Regions from separate parts of the Homo sapiens genome. Here region 1 is linked to region 2. Evidence: chromatin contacts called from ENCODE Hi-C data. All regions are on one chromosome and are shown on one strand. Each heading gives the region's core, a stretch centred on a gene start or an enhancer-like site at or near the end of the contact. The rest is flanking DNA. Distances are from core to core; before and after follow the strand shown.

Region 1 (6,416 bases), core at 1,390-3,889, 1.6 Mb before region 2:
TCAACAGAGAGGTGACTTTATCCACCACGACACCAAGCGTGGCAACTGTTCAAAAGTGGCTGTTGCTGTGCAGGGTGATGAAATCGCAGGGCACTGCAAGTTGCAAATGTGATTTCTATGTGGGTGGGACATCCAACCACTGCCTTCTCAAGTGCCCTCTTCCTCCTCTTCAAACACTAGCCACAGAGCATGGAATGGTTATATACCTCCCAGCCAGCTCGGATCTTTCTGCTGAGGCACTCATTTGGAGGAGCCTCAAGTAAGATGGAGCCCATGAGCACGCTGGAGAGGCGTTTATCAGTGTTAATAAATAACACTGTCATCCACCTGTTGCCAAAAATGTACGCAGGGAAGCTACCTGTTCACATTAAAGGAAATCCTATTTAGCAGGACAATATGCTACATGTGGTGATTTTCATCTGGGTTCCTGGTTATTAAATGCCACAAATCCCAAGCTCACTGTGGTACATTCTCATTAATATTATTCTCTTGTAGTCAAATTAACCAGTGGCATTGTAGCTAAAGTCACTCAAAAATATAGTCACGTGCCACATAACATTTCCATCAACAACAGCGGTGGTCCCAAAAGATTATAATGGAGCTAAAAAATTCATTTTCTGTCTAGATATGTTTAGATACACAAATACCTACCACTGTGTTACAACTGCCTACAGCATCCAGTAAAGGTACATGTACGGGTTTGTAGCCTAGGAGCAATAGGCTACACCATATAGCCTAGGTATGTAGGAGGCTGTACCATCCAGGTTTGTGTGAGCGCAGCTCAGGATGTGCACACAACAACGAATCGCCTAACAATGCATTTTCTTGGAATGTATCCCCATCCTTAAGCAACATATGACTGTAATTATCTAAGTTACGACTTTCACTAAAAGAGAGGAAACAGGGATCAGATTGTTCCACCATCAGAGATGGGCTAAAAAGCAACTCCTGTTAATCACTCATCCAGTCAAACCAGGCTAGGCCAGGTTCCAGTTTCTCCTCCCATTCACACTTCTGGGTTACTCCTGTTTCACTTCCCCCCACCTCCCCCGTTACAAAGCCATTAAATGGAACCATTTTTATATGCTCTGGAGAACACCACTAATTAAGGTAAAAGCAGTATGCTGATTTAAGCAAAAGCATTATCCTTTTAAATGACACCTCACTCCCCTCTAAAAATCTAAAGTTCATACGGAGTAACTTTATTTATTTATTTAGAGACAGGTTGTCATTCTGTCACCCAGGCAGGAGTGCATTGCTGTGATTTTGGCTCACTGCAACCTCTGTCTCCCAGGCTCAAATGATCCTCCTGCCTCAGCTTCCCAAGTAGCTGGGACTGCAGGTGCGCACCACCACACCCAGCTAATTTTTGTATTTTTTGTAGAGACGGGGTTTGCTCGTGTTACTCAGGCTGGTCTCGAACTCCTGGACTCAAGCGATCTGTCCGCCTTGGTCTCCCAAAGTGCCGAGGTTACACACATGAGCCACCATGCCTGGCAAGGGAGTAACATGATTTAAATGTTGAGACTAGTGGAGGGCAGGAGAAATTGCTGTGGCACCTGGAACCGTCAGTAGTACACACAAATGAGTCTTCTAGTTCTGAGAATCTCAGTCCCTGTCCCTTGATAATTGAAGGCATATATAACACAAATAACTGAATCACACCTTCATGTCTGATTAAGAACCAATAAAAGAATCTCCAATCTGCCCAAGCTAGAACTTGATCCCTAAGCATAATGTGGACTTCTCTTCCTCCACTCCTGCCTGCAAACATTAGGGACAAGGAAGGTATTGGTAGCAGGCCCCGGGTTCTCCGCCTCTTCCTGCAGTCTATGCTTGGATGATCTACGGAATCTGACCTTGGCAGGCGGTGGGGAGTTTGGTTTGGTGGCCCTGTCTGTGAGGACCAAATATTGTCTCTATTTCACAGATGAGGAAACTGAAGCCAATTGAATAAGACACCTGCCCCAGACCATCAAGCTGGCATGGGAATTTTGTCTCCCCTCAGACGCTTCCTCCTATAGCCTTAAACGCTGCCTCAAATGCTGGCGGGAGCTAGGGACGCTGTCCAGGGCCCTTTGAACCTGGGAGGCTTCTGTCCCGCCACACTCCCCACCCCAGGTCTCCGGGAAAGGGATCCGTTGGAGAAAGGCTGGAGTTCTCAGCAGGCCCCTGGGGAGGGGTGTGGCCTGACCAGCGCTCGGCTCCCCGCAACCCCATCTCCAACCCGGGTCGTTCCACTCGACTCCACCAGGGAGGGCCACGCAGGCTCAGGCCAAGTGCGCCGCCCAGCTTGTCCCTGCGTACCGGGGACGCGCTCGGCGCTGCTGGGACACGAGTGGCCCGGAGGTGCGAGAGGCCCCGGGGCCATGGCCGTCACGGGCCTCCGCCCCCGACCGCGCGCTCGGGAACAGCCCGGACACCATTGTTCCCGCCTGGCTGCGGCCGGGCGCCCCACGCTCCCCCACGAATGAGGCGTGACTCTCGCCGCTGACCCGGGTCCTCCCCGCCCAGCCCGTTCCCAGCTCAGGGCGCCCACCCGGGAAGGAAGGTCCATCAGGAAGACCCACCTGGGAAGGAAGGCCCACTAGGCAAGGCCCTGTTACCAGCAGCAAGCGCGGCGCCGGTTCCGTACCACGTGTCCCGGCCACGACCCCCGGCGCTGGCCCGCCCCGCGGTCGCCCTGGCCACCAACCCCGCCTTGTCCGGAGGGCAGGCATCGCCACGCCCCCGCCACGCCCACCAATCCAGCCACAGGCAGAGGGGTGGTGTCACTCTCTCCCCGCCCCATTTCCGCCCTGAGCCAGGTGCGGAAGGTGACGTCACCTCTCCCAGCTCCATTTCCGTCCCGCCCACCAATCCCGGCCTGGTCCACAAGGCTTTCGCCTCGTCGCCCCTCCCCGACGGTAGACGGGGATGTGGGCGTGGCGAGGGGGCGGAGATTTCGTGGGTTGGGATTCAGGGGAGGCAGGGCACACGGGAGCGCGTGTCCGGAGCTGTGGGCTTGTGCTGTGCTTCCCGGTTGCTCTTGGGTGGGCGGGGGGCCTGGTGCTTCAACGGTGGGGTCCGAGAAGTCGCCTGCAGTGCGGCAATGGAGTCCAAAACTAGGGGGCCCTGACTCCACCCTCTGATCTCCCAGGCTCCGGAGGTCCCACGACGCTCCCATTCCCTTGCGCATCCAGCACTGCACTTTCCGTTGCGTTTCAGTCCCGGCGGAGTCGGGGCACGGACTCCTGCGGGTCACACAAGCTCCAATGAGAGGTCGGTCTGAACTGGATTAGGAAAGCGTTCGCCAGCATCGTTACCAGTAGTGGAAATATTTTAGTATTTGTGTCCCATGACCCTAGGAACTGATGAAGGAAGCAGAGCCAGCACCGTGTTTGAGCGTCTGCGACAGCGCTTTCCTTTTTAATCTTAACAACAATTCTTGGGGGTAAAATTGTTATTCCCTAGTCTGCTCACTTTTCCAATAGAGTGTTCTCAAAAGACTTTCTTTAAACTTGTACCACTACCACATTCTTTAAGGAGTGATGGCTCGGGAGTTATTATTTTTTAAAAATGAATTTAATAGTTGTAAGAGATGTATACGTTCCCACATAAAGTAAAATGTTAAAATTGTCTCCTCCCTTAAAATTTACATGGTTTGTTTCCTCTTTTTATATTTATTTATTTATTTATTTATTTATTTATTTAGAGACAGAGTCTTGCTCTGTTGCCATGCTGGAATGCAGTAGCCCAGTCTCAGCTCACTGCAAGCTCCGCCTCCCAGGTTCAAGCCATTCTGCCTCAGCCTCCCGAGTAGCTGGGACTGCAGGTGCGCACCACCGCACCCAGCTAATTTTTGTATTTTTAGTAGAGACAGGGTTTCACCATATTGGTCAAGATGGTCTCGATTTCTTGACCTACTGATCCACCCGCCTCAGCCTCCTAAAGTGCTGGGATTACAGGCGTGAGCCACCCCGTCCCCCCCATCCCTGCCTCCTCTTTTATTTTTTATTTCTATTCCACATCCCTCATAGAATTTTGTTAAATGTAACATTTTTATACTTAATAGTCTTACTCATATCCTAATCATTTCTCTACAACAGACTATGATAAAAATTTAAATTAATATTTACTTTGCTATAACCAGATGAGATTAGGCATGTTCAGGGTGGTATGGCCATAGACACTTTGCTATAACCAAAAAGCTTTAAGTATTAACATTTTTTCTTCTGGATTAAATTCTCATAATAATTATTGTACATGAATGATAAAAAGAAAAAACTATATTACACATTTTGCAAACATTGCAAAAAGTAAACATTGGTGGAAGATACATCCTTTAATCATATCTACTGGGCTTTTAAATAAATTCGTTCAGGTATCCATAAATGAGATTATTGCTGAAAAGAGGGTTTGGTTAAAAAAAAAAACAAAACACACACACACACACACACACATATGTATATAGCAAAAAGAAGTGATTTAGAGTAGAAGCCATAACACACTACTGTTACCAAAATTTAATAGGCTCAAGGTAAGAATAAATAATGAGCAAAGAAGTAGTTGAGAACTTTAGAGCAATCAGATGCTTCAGTCCAAGTGAAAACATGAAAATGCATTTGCAGTACTCAGTGTTGAAGAAGTTGGTGAACATGTTTCTCCTATGAATCTGAATAAATGTTAAGAAAATACAAAACACAACATTTACCCTTAATATAGAACCCTGTTACCTGGAAATATGTTAATTGTCATTATTCCCCTGGGAACAATGTTAAGTCAGTACCTGATCAGTGTCCTTGATTAAGGAGTTGTCCTCCAGTGATACCATGTGGCATTTCAAATTGTCCCTTTGTCTGGAGCATGCCAGGCTTCAAGAGTTGATGACATACAGCATCAGGAACAATGCCTGGCACTGAGAAGGTGCCTCATGAGTGTTAATTACTCATCCTTGTGCAGGGACCAGGACTCCTAGGAACAGGAGACCCTGGCTGAGGTCAGCAGGTCAGTTGCACCGCCTACATGCTCTAGGAGAGAGCCTCTGGAAAATTTGAGAAGCTGGAGGTTGATGCCCTTTAGAACTCTCTGAGTCCCTAAGTTTCCTTGTGCCCTCAGTCATCTTTCTCAAGACCACTGCCTTACACAGCTGGTAATGCAAGTAGCTGGTATTGGAGCCTGTGTGCTCAGTTCTGATTTTCCAGCAGGTGGCCCTGCAAGTCCATTGCTTCTTAAAGTGTGCATTGCAGGTGGCTCAGTGGCAACAAACCTGAGCTTAAAGAGCTACATAAATGTGTTCCTATTCCTCTCTGATGATTTTGAGGACAACAGGGACATTATGAGAGAAAACAAAGAAGTATGAGGATGAGTGACCACAGGTTAAGTACTTCAGAAAGAGAAAGGCTGTGACTGTTCTCAGAACTTAGGGAATGCAAACATTGTAAAAGTCACTGTTGATAACAGACCCACTCAAAAAACAAAATTATTTCAAAATAAAAAATTAATTTAATATTATGTGATTATTCTAATAAAAATGCTATGGTACAAGAACAACAACAACAACAACAAAACATTAGATCATGCTTCCAATTGCCGAAATTTGTAGTTCTCAGCATGAGATGGAGTTTAGTCTTCAGAATCTGTCATGTCTGTTTAACCAAACTTTTGTTTTTATTTTTTTTTTTTGAGATGGAGTCTCTGTTGCCCAGGGCTGGAGTGCAGTGGCATGATCTCAGCTCACTGCAACTTCTGCTTCCCAAGTTCAAGTGATTCTCCTGCCTCAGCCTCCCGAGTAGCTGAGATTACGGGCGTGCACTCCCACGTCCAGCTAATTTTTGTATTTTTAGTAGAGACTGGGTTTCACCATGTTGGCCAGACTGGTCTCAAACTCCTGACCTCAAGTGTTTGCCCACCTTGGCGTCCCAAAATGCTGGGATTAGAGGCATGAGCCACAACACCTGACCTGTTTAACCAAACTTAACATACAGACAGTGGGAGCATGCATTCCCCTGGAAAACAGAGAACTTTCCTGGGAACAGAGACCACTTTGGAGAGTATAATTCTTCTCCAGAAACCCATATTCAGGGAAGGAGTTGATATTTATGTTAGAGAATCCCTGCCAAGTAGGAAGGCATAAAGAAGAAAGCAGAGTATAAAGAGGTTAGGAAGGAACAACTACACGTAGACGTCACATTTCGTTAGCTGTAAGCAGTTGGTCAGTTCCAGTCCACTCAATAGTTGGTCTCCAGGAGACTCTCTGGCCCTGTGTTCATTCCCATGGCATCACCCAATCTAATTCTCCAGCTCCAAATGATCATATTTTCTCTGACTGGCATATCCCCCAGGCCCTTCAAATATCAGTATGTCCAAAGCCAAACTTGATTTTTCTCACCTCCTGCCACCCCTATGGTAGGCAGAATTCTAAGACTCCTGGCCCT
Region 2 (5,700 bases), core at 3,201-5,700:
GTCGAGTGATCATAAAAATAATTGGTATTATTTTTATAAGCCACTGCGAAGTAAATATCAATCAAAATGAAAATTTTTTTTCTGAAGTTTTGATATGGATTGAAGGATCATGTATCTGAAAGTGCTAACTGGCAAAGGAAGTGCTATGAAAGTTCTTTCCCACAAGAGGCAAACATTCTTGTGCTGCCTAAGAATACAATATATTTGTACTTCTAACAAAACTATATTTTATTTTTCCCTAGTGGTGATCATAAAATATCCTGTTTGGTTTAAATGTAAGATTTCAGAGATTTTGACAGGTCTTCTATTTCGTGGAGACTTTCTACTGCGTTAGGATACTCCTATAGATTTTTTGAAGAGAGCTTCTTCAATATTGCTTAAAACCAGCTTCATGTTAGACTATTTCAGAGAATTTTCAAAAAACATTCCTATATTTACCAGCAAATTACTTGTTTTTGAGAAACTAGTATTATGACATATATTGTTAAATGCAAAAACCTTTACACTTCACAACCATGTAAATAAATTATGTAAAAATCAGAAAATATTATTGTAATATGGATGTGTCATTAGCACTATTACATTTGAGTTATTTTTTGTAGCATCACCTCTTTTACTGATAGACAACTTTTAAGATGATGCCAGTACTGGAGATTAATTAACAAAGGAGCCCTGGTAGAACTGTAGCTTTATTTTTTCCTATAGAGAAGTACATGTATGTAGACAAATACTATGTGCATTTGAATTAGAAGGGCTTGTACCCTACGCCAATTCTTTTTAGGATTTTGGAAGTCCATATGATCTTTCATTGTTAGGAAGCTGCAAGCTGAGAAATAAAACCAACTTACTAATGACACCTTCATTGGGTTCAAGTGGCTTTAATTCTGCACCATCTTCTATAGTAGTCACTATTTCAATGCTAACCTTGGGGAACTGCGACAAAGCACCATCTTCCAGGATGGCACACTCAACTCACAAAAGCTATCAGTTTATATGCTCTTCCTTTCAAAATAACGACATCATCTTGTAATTTGACCATATGTTTGCGCAACCTTTTCTGGGAGAAACTGAACTTTTCCCATATGTTGTTTTTTCTCAGAAAGAAAAATCTTATGGGTCCCTATTAGGGAGGTAGCATTACTCAGCAAGTGTGGATTCTGGAACTCAAAAATGAGAAGGCAGCTTGCCAAGTAAACAGGATGTAGTGGATGGTGAAAAGCGTGTATGGGTGTGTATGAAGAAAAATGAATGGAATTGTCAATAACAATGCTACACTTGCAGCCTGGAAAGAGTAGGAGAGTGCAGCGCGGGCCTCAGCATCTGTGTTGGCCCAGTCTCTTGGTTGATTATCAGAGCACCTGAGCTAGCCAGGCCTCTGTCCTGTCCTAGGTCCAGAACGTGCACACTCACTCCCTCAGCACTGAGGTTTCAGCAAAATTTAATGCCTCAGCCCCACGCATTGCCCGAGAAAGCACTGGGCATTAAAGATCAGCGGGAGGCCACAGGATCACTTTTGGCCAGGAGTCTGAGAACAGCATGGGTAACATGGCTAGACCCCCTCTCTAAAAAATATAAAAAATAAAAGAATTAGCCAGGCATGATGGCCTGTGCCTGTAGTCCCAGTTACTCCAGAGGCTGAGGTGGGAAGCTCAGTTGAGCCCAGGAAGTTGGGGCTGCAGCAAGCTGTGATCCAGTCACTGCGCTCCAGCCTTTAATTCATTAAAAAAAGAAAAAAAATGGAGACCACTGTTTATGCAAGATATTTGATTTCAAATACAGGCGTGGACAAAAGGTTAGGACCCTTTCACCTTCCTTATGAGTTCCTTCCTAATTTCCTGTGTCCCATAAAAGGACTACTTGTTTAGCAACGTAGCCCCTTCCTTGGCAGGTTACAAAATCCCAGTGTCCTGGGAAACTGTTCTGGGCAAAGAGGACAGAAGAGGGCAGGTGAATGAGAGCATTTATGGTAAAACCAAGTTTTCTCTGCCTTCAAACTGTGATTGAGAAATGCAGTAACTTTCTACAAATAATTTTAAATGTTGCCACTTTCTTTGTAGAACTGTGTCATCTTCACGAATAACGCATATTTTGGATGTAAAGAAAGTGCCATCCAACCATAAGAAAGATTCCAACATTCAACTGTCAACTCTTGCGACTGGTCCTTTTGCAAGACCTCCACCCTCTCCTCTATAGATGACCCGGATCCCCAAAAGCGTTTTCCAAGCATTCTGTCATCTGCATATCCCTCTGTTGAGCAGCCTCACTGATCTTTGAACTCTTTTGCTTCCTTAAGGCTGGAGAATTTCTTCCTCAACTCCACGACGAACATTGCCCACCACCTCCCACCCCGCGCTGGCACGAGCACCTCACGTGGGTCACAGGACTCCCGCGGGACCTTCTGCGTGTTTCCCCTTGATCTTTTTACAAGTAGGTGCGTGGGCGGATACTCACCAATCTCCCTTCATCCGCTCACCTCTCTCCCTTTGCTCAAGCTTGCAGCTCCTCTCACAGGCCTCCAGCTCTGCTGGACTTGGCGTATTCAGAGGCGCGCAGCCTCTCTGTCCTCTTCCCTCTCCCCCATTTCTTCTGTCCTCCGCCTTCTCGTCTCCCTACTCTCTTCTGTCCCCTCATTCTCTCTCCTGCCTCTCTTTTCTCTCCCCGCTCCTCTTTTCCCTTTCTTCTCTCTCTCCTTTCTCTCTCTCTTACCCTGTCCATGTCTTCCCCCTTCTCTCAGCTTTCTCTCTTTAGGTCTCCATCTCGCTCTACTCCCGGGTTGACCCATGACCCAACTTTCATTACACGGATGCACAACACGCGCGCGCGTATATGCGCGCGCACACACAAACACACCATCCCCTTTGCTCGGTCACTTTACCCCACCCTGGAAATCGAGGAACCAGCACTTTGGTGTGGTGGTAGGAGGCTTGGGGGCGCGTGTGAGACTCTGAATCCCTTCCAGACTTGGGGGTCACCTCATCGTCCCTCATCCCAACTTACTGGCAGGAGACCTCCACCCACTCACAGCCGCTGCGCTAGGCGTGGGCAGGACTGCGACGAGCACCCAACGCCCCGCGCAGCCCCGCGCGCACGTGGGCGCCCCAGCAGCAGGTGCCGGGAAGCGGAGGCCGGGCCAGAGCCGGGAGGCAGCCCCCCGGCCTCGAGCGCTCGCCAGACTCTTCTCATGGCCCTTTCTCCTTTCCTCGGCCTTTCGGGGCCACCCTAGTCTTCACAGCTCAGCGTCTGCTGCTGACCCCCCGCCCCCCGGCGACCCCGCCATTGCCATTAGCTCTTCCTACCCCGGCTTCTTCGCCGCCACAGTCCCCAACCCAAGCCCCAGCCGCGGCGCGGGTGTGGGTGGCCGGACGGGATGGCTTCCGTAGTCCCGGGGTCCGGCGGGCTCGGCTGTGGTCTGCGTGGGTCGCGTCCGCAGAGGCCGAGGGAGGGCGGGACGGAGCCGGGAAAGGGAGGAGGTGCCGTTGCGGCGCCCAGGGAGGGACTCCCTGCACCCCCGCGCGCTCCAGCCCTTCCCGGCGCTGCCTCGCGGTTGCCCTTATTTCGTATTCATTGATTCGCATTTTACAAGCCCGGGCTCTTCCGGTGCTGTTTCCCCGCAACTCGTGTCTCCCAGACTTTAACGCGCCGCGCGAGCCTGTAGGAGGAAGTGGCGCGGGGGAACGGGGGTCCGTGTGTGCCTTGGGGTGGTTTTAAATACCTCGAGGTGGGGGGCTCAATTGCAAGAAGCCCGCGTCTTTGCAGGAGTAATTTGGTGGGGGGACTGGACATCAGGCCCAGTGCTCAACCGCGAAACTTTTACGGCCGCCTTTCCCTGGGGCGCGCCCCTGCCGTGTCTCCCAAGCTGAGCGCGGAGTCCGCGGCGAAACCTGCGCCCCAGGGAGGGAGGGAGAGGGGGCGCCCAGTTCCTTTACGCGGATGGAAAAGAAGGGGTGGGAGGCAGAGAGCCCGCAAGGTCTAACCTTTAAAAAGTGAAACACCAAACCCCACAAGGGATTTTCACACGAAGGCCCCTCCCGCTTCCACGCCTTCCGTCCGGCACGAGGATCCGGCTCGGGATTTGCGGCTGCATCCTCTCTCTGCGCCCTGGCGGGCCGAGCCGCGGATCCCAGCCGGGTCCTCACCCCCTCCCCGCCCCTCCCCCAGATCCGCGCGGCTGGGATGTCCTTGCTGCCGCCGCCGCGGCCCCATTCTGCCGCGCACCAGCCCCGGGGCGCCGGCCGCGCGCAGCCTCGCTATCCCACCCAGGCTCCGGGCTTCCAGGAGGGTCGTGGAGCCCCAAGCCATGACTAAGGAGCCCATTTGGTAACTCTGCCCTCTTCCGGCTCCTTTCTCCTCCCTCCCTTCCCCGCCCCCCGGCCCCCCCCCCGGCCGCCCCGCTCCCCTGCACCGCCCTCCAGCCCGCCTCCCAGACGCCCACCCACCCGCTCCTCTTTCCGCAAGATAGCAGAGGTGGCGCGCAGCCCGGCGAGCCGATGACGGACCCCTTCTTCCTGCCTTCAATGCCTCAGCGGAAGATCCCCAAGGGCTGGAGCGAGGAGCGCTGCCGCTGGACATCCTCCCGGGGAGGCTGCTCCGACCTGCTGCGCGGCGCGTCTGAGACTGGGGACTGAGCCACCCCGCCGCCGCCGGCGCCGCCGCCGCCGCCCGCTCCGTCGCTGCCGTCGGTCTGGACTGGCCCCCACCTCGCTGCGCCCTCTCCCCGGCCCCGGCCCCGGCTCGGGGCGTCCCGGGGCTCGCCCTGCGACCGCCGCCTCCCGCGCGCCGCGTCCTCCCGACCCCGCGGCGGCGACGATGCCCGGGAGGAGGGTCCTGACGGCGGCGGCGCGGATGGTGGCGGCCGGCGCCCGGGTGTGATGCGAGCGTCACGGTGGGGATGCTGCTGGCTGCGCGGCGCTGAGGGCCAGCGAGAGCGAGAGCCCGCCCGGGGCGGAGGACGGACTCATCCGGATCTGGCTGCAGCGTGGGCTCGGAGCTCCCCCTTCCTCTCGGTCTCCCTCTCGGCCCCCCTTTATTTCCTTCTTGCTTTGCGTCTTTAACACCTCTCGACCCTGTCCTCCCCCCGCCACTGGAAGTCTTCCCGTCTCTAAATGGAATTAGTGGAGCCCGGAGCCTCTGGTGTAACGCACAGACATGATCCATGGGCGCAGCGTGCTTCACAGTGAGTACCCTCCCCGCCGCGCCCGTGCGCTCCCGGAGCCAGCCCTCCCGCCCCTTTCCCGGGGCCGAACGCGCAGGAAAAGCCTCTGCGCCGCGCTCCGGCGGACCCTGCAGTCCCGCGCGGGTCGGGGCCGACGTAAACTTTCTGTATTGCAGCATCGTGGAACCGGGCGTGGGGGCGGCGCGCGGTCAGCCGTCGCCGGATCCCAAAACCTGCCGGAGAACGGTCTTTCAGTGCGCAGGAACCCCCCGGGGGTGGAGGATAGCGTGCAGTTCAGGGATGGACACGTGCGGCAGAGATTGGCCCAAGCGAGGGCGCAGGTGGAAAGCGGGAGAGCGCGGATGATACCTAGTGGGGCCAGAGGAGTCTTCCTCTTCTAGGGGCTCCCGGAGCTCGGCGGGCCCCTGTTCGCAGTACAGGAGGTAGCAGAAGGCACACCTGAAGCCAGCGCTGGAGGGAAGGGCGAGGGTCAGCTTCCACCCCTTTCCGCCCTGGAGACCGCTGATGTCGCTTTATGGGTGTGTGGT

The links. Hi-C counts contacts between places; a loop is a spot of excess contacts on that map. Pooled maps may share reads with other maps.
Region 1: a map with no recorded cell type shows a loop between it and region 2 (20-fold over the local background). The contact joins the promoter of CNDP2 here to the promoter of NETO1 in region 2. A Hi-C loop is called at or near these places in 4 of 37 single-sample maps with no recorded cell type and 1 of 50 pooled maps.

What each region holds. Positions count from the first base shown.
Region 1 is chr18:74,492,586-74,499,001 of GRCh38, reverse strand. CNDP2 (carnosine dipeptidase 2) reads right to left here and starts at 2,639. Exons shown (of 12, transcript NM_018235.3): 1 at 2,571-2,639. RefSeq lists enhancers at 1,531-1,630, 2,014-2,526, 3,084-3,353 and silencers at 2,124-2,173, 2,304-2,813, 5,225-5,274.
Region 2 is chr18:72,866,737-72,872,436 of GRCh38, reverse strand. NETO1 (neuropilin and tolloid like 1) reads left to right here and starts at 4,450. Exons shown (of 11, transcript NM_138966.5): 1 at 4,450-5,173. The coding sequence starts at 5,146. NETO1-DT (NETO1 divergent transcript) reads right to left here and starts at 4,049. Exons shown (of 2, transcript NR_134648.1): 1 at 3,975-4,049.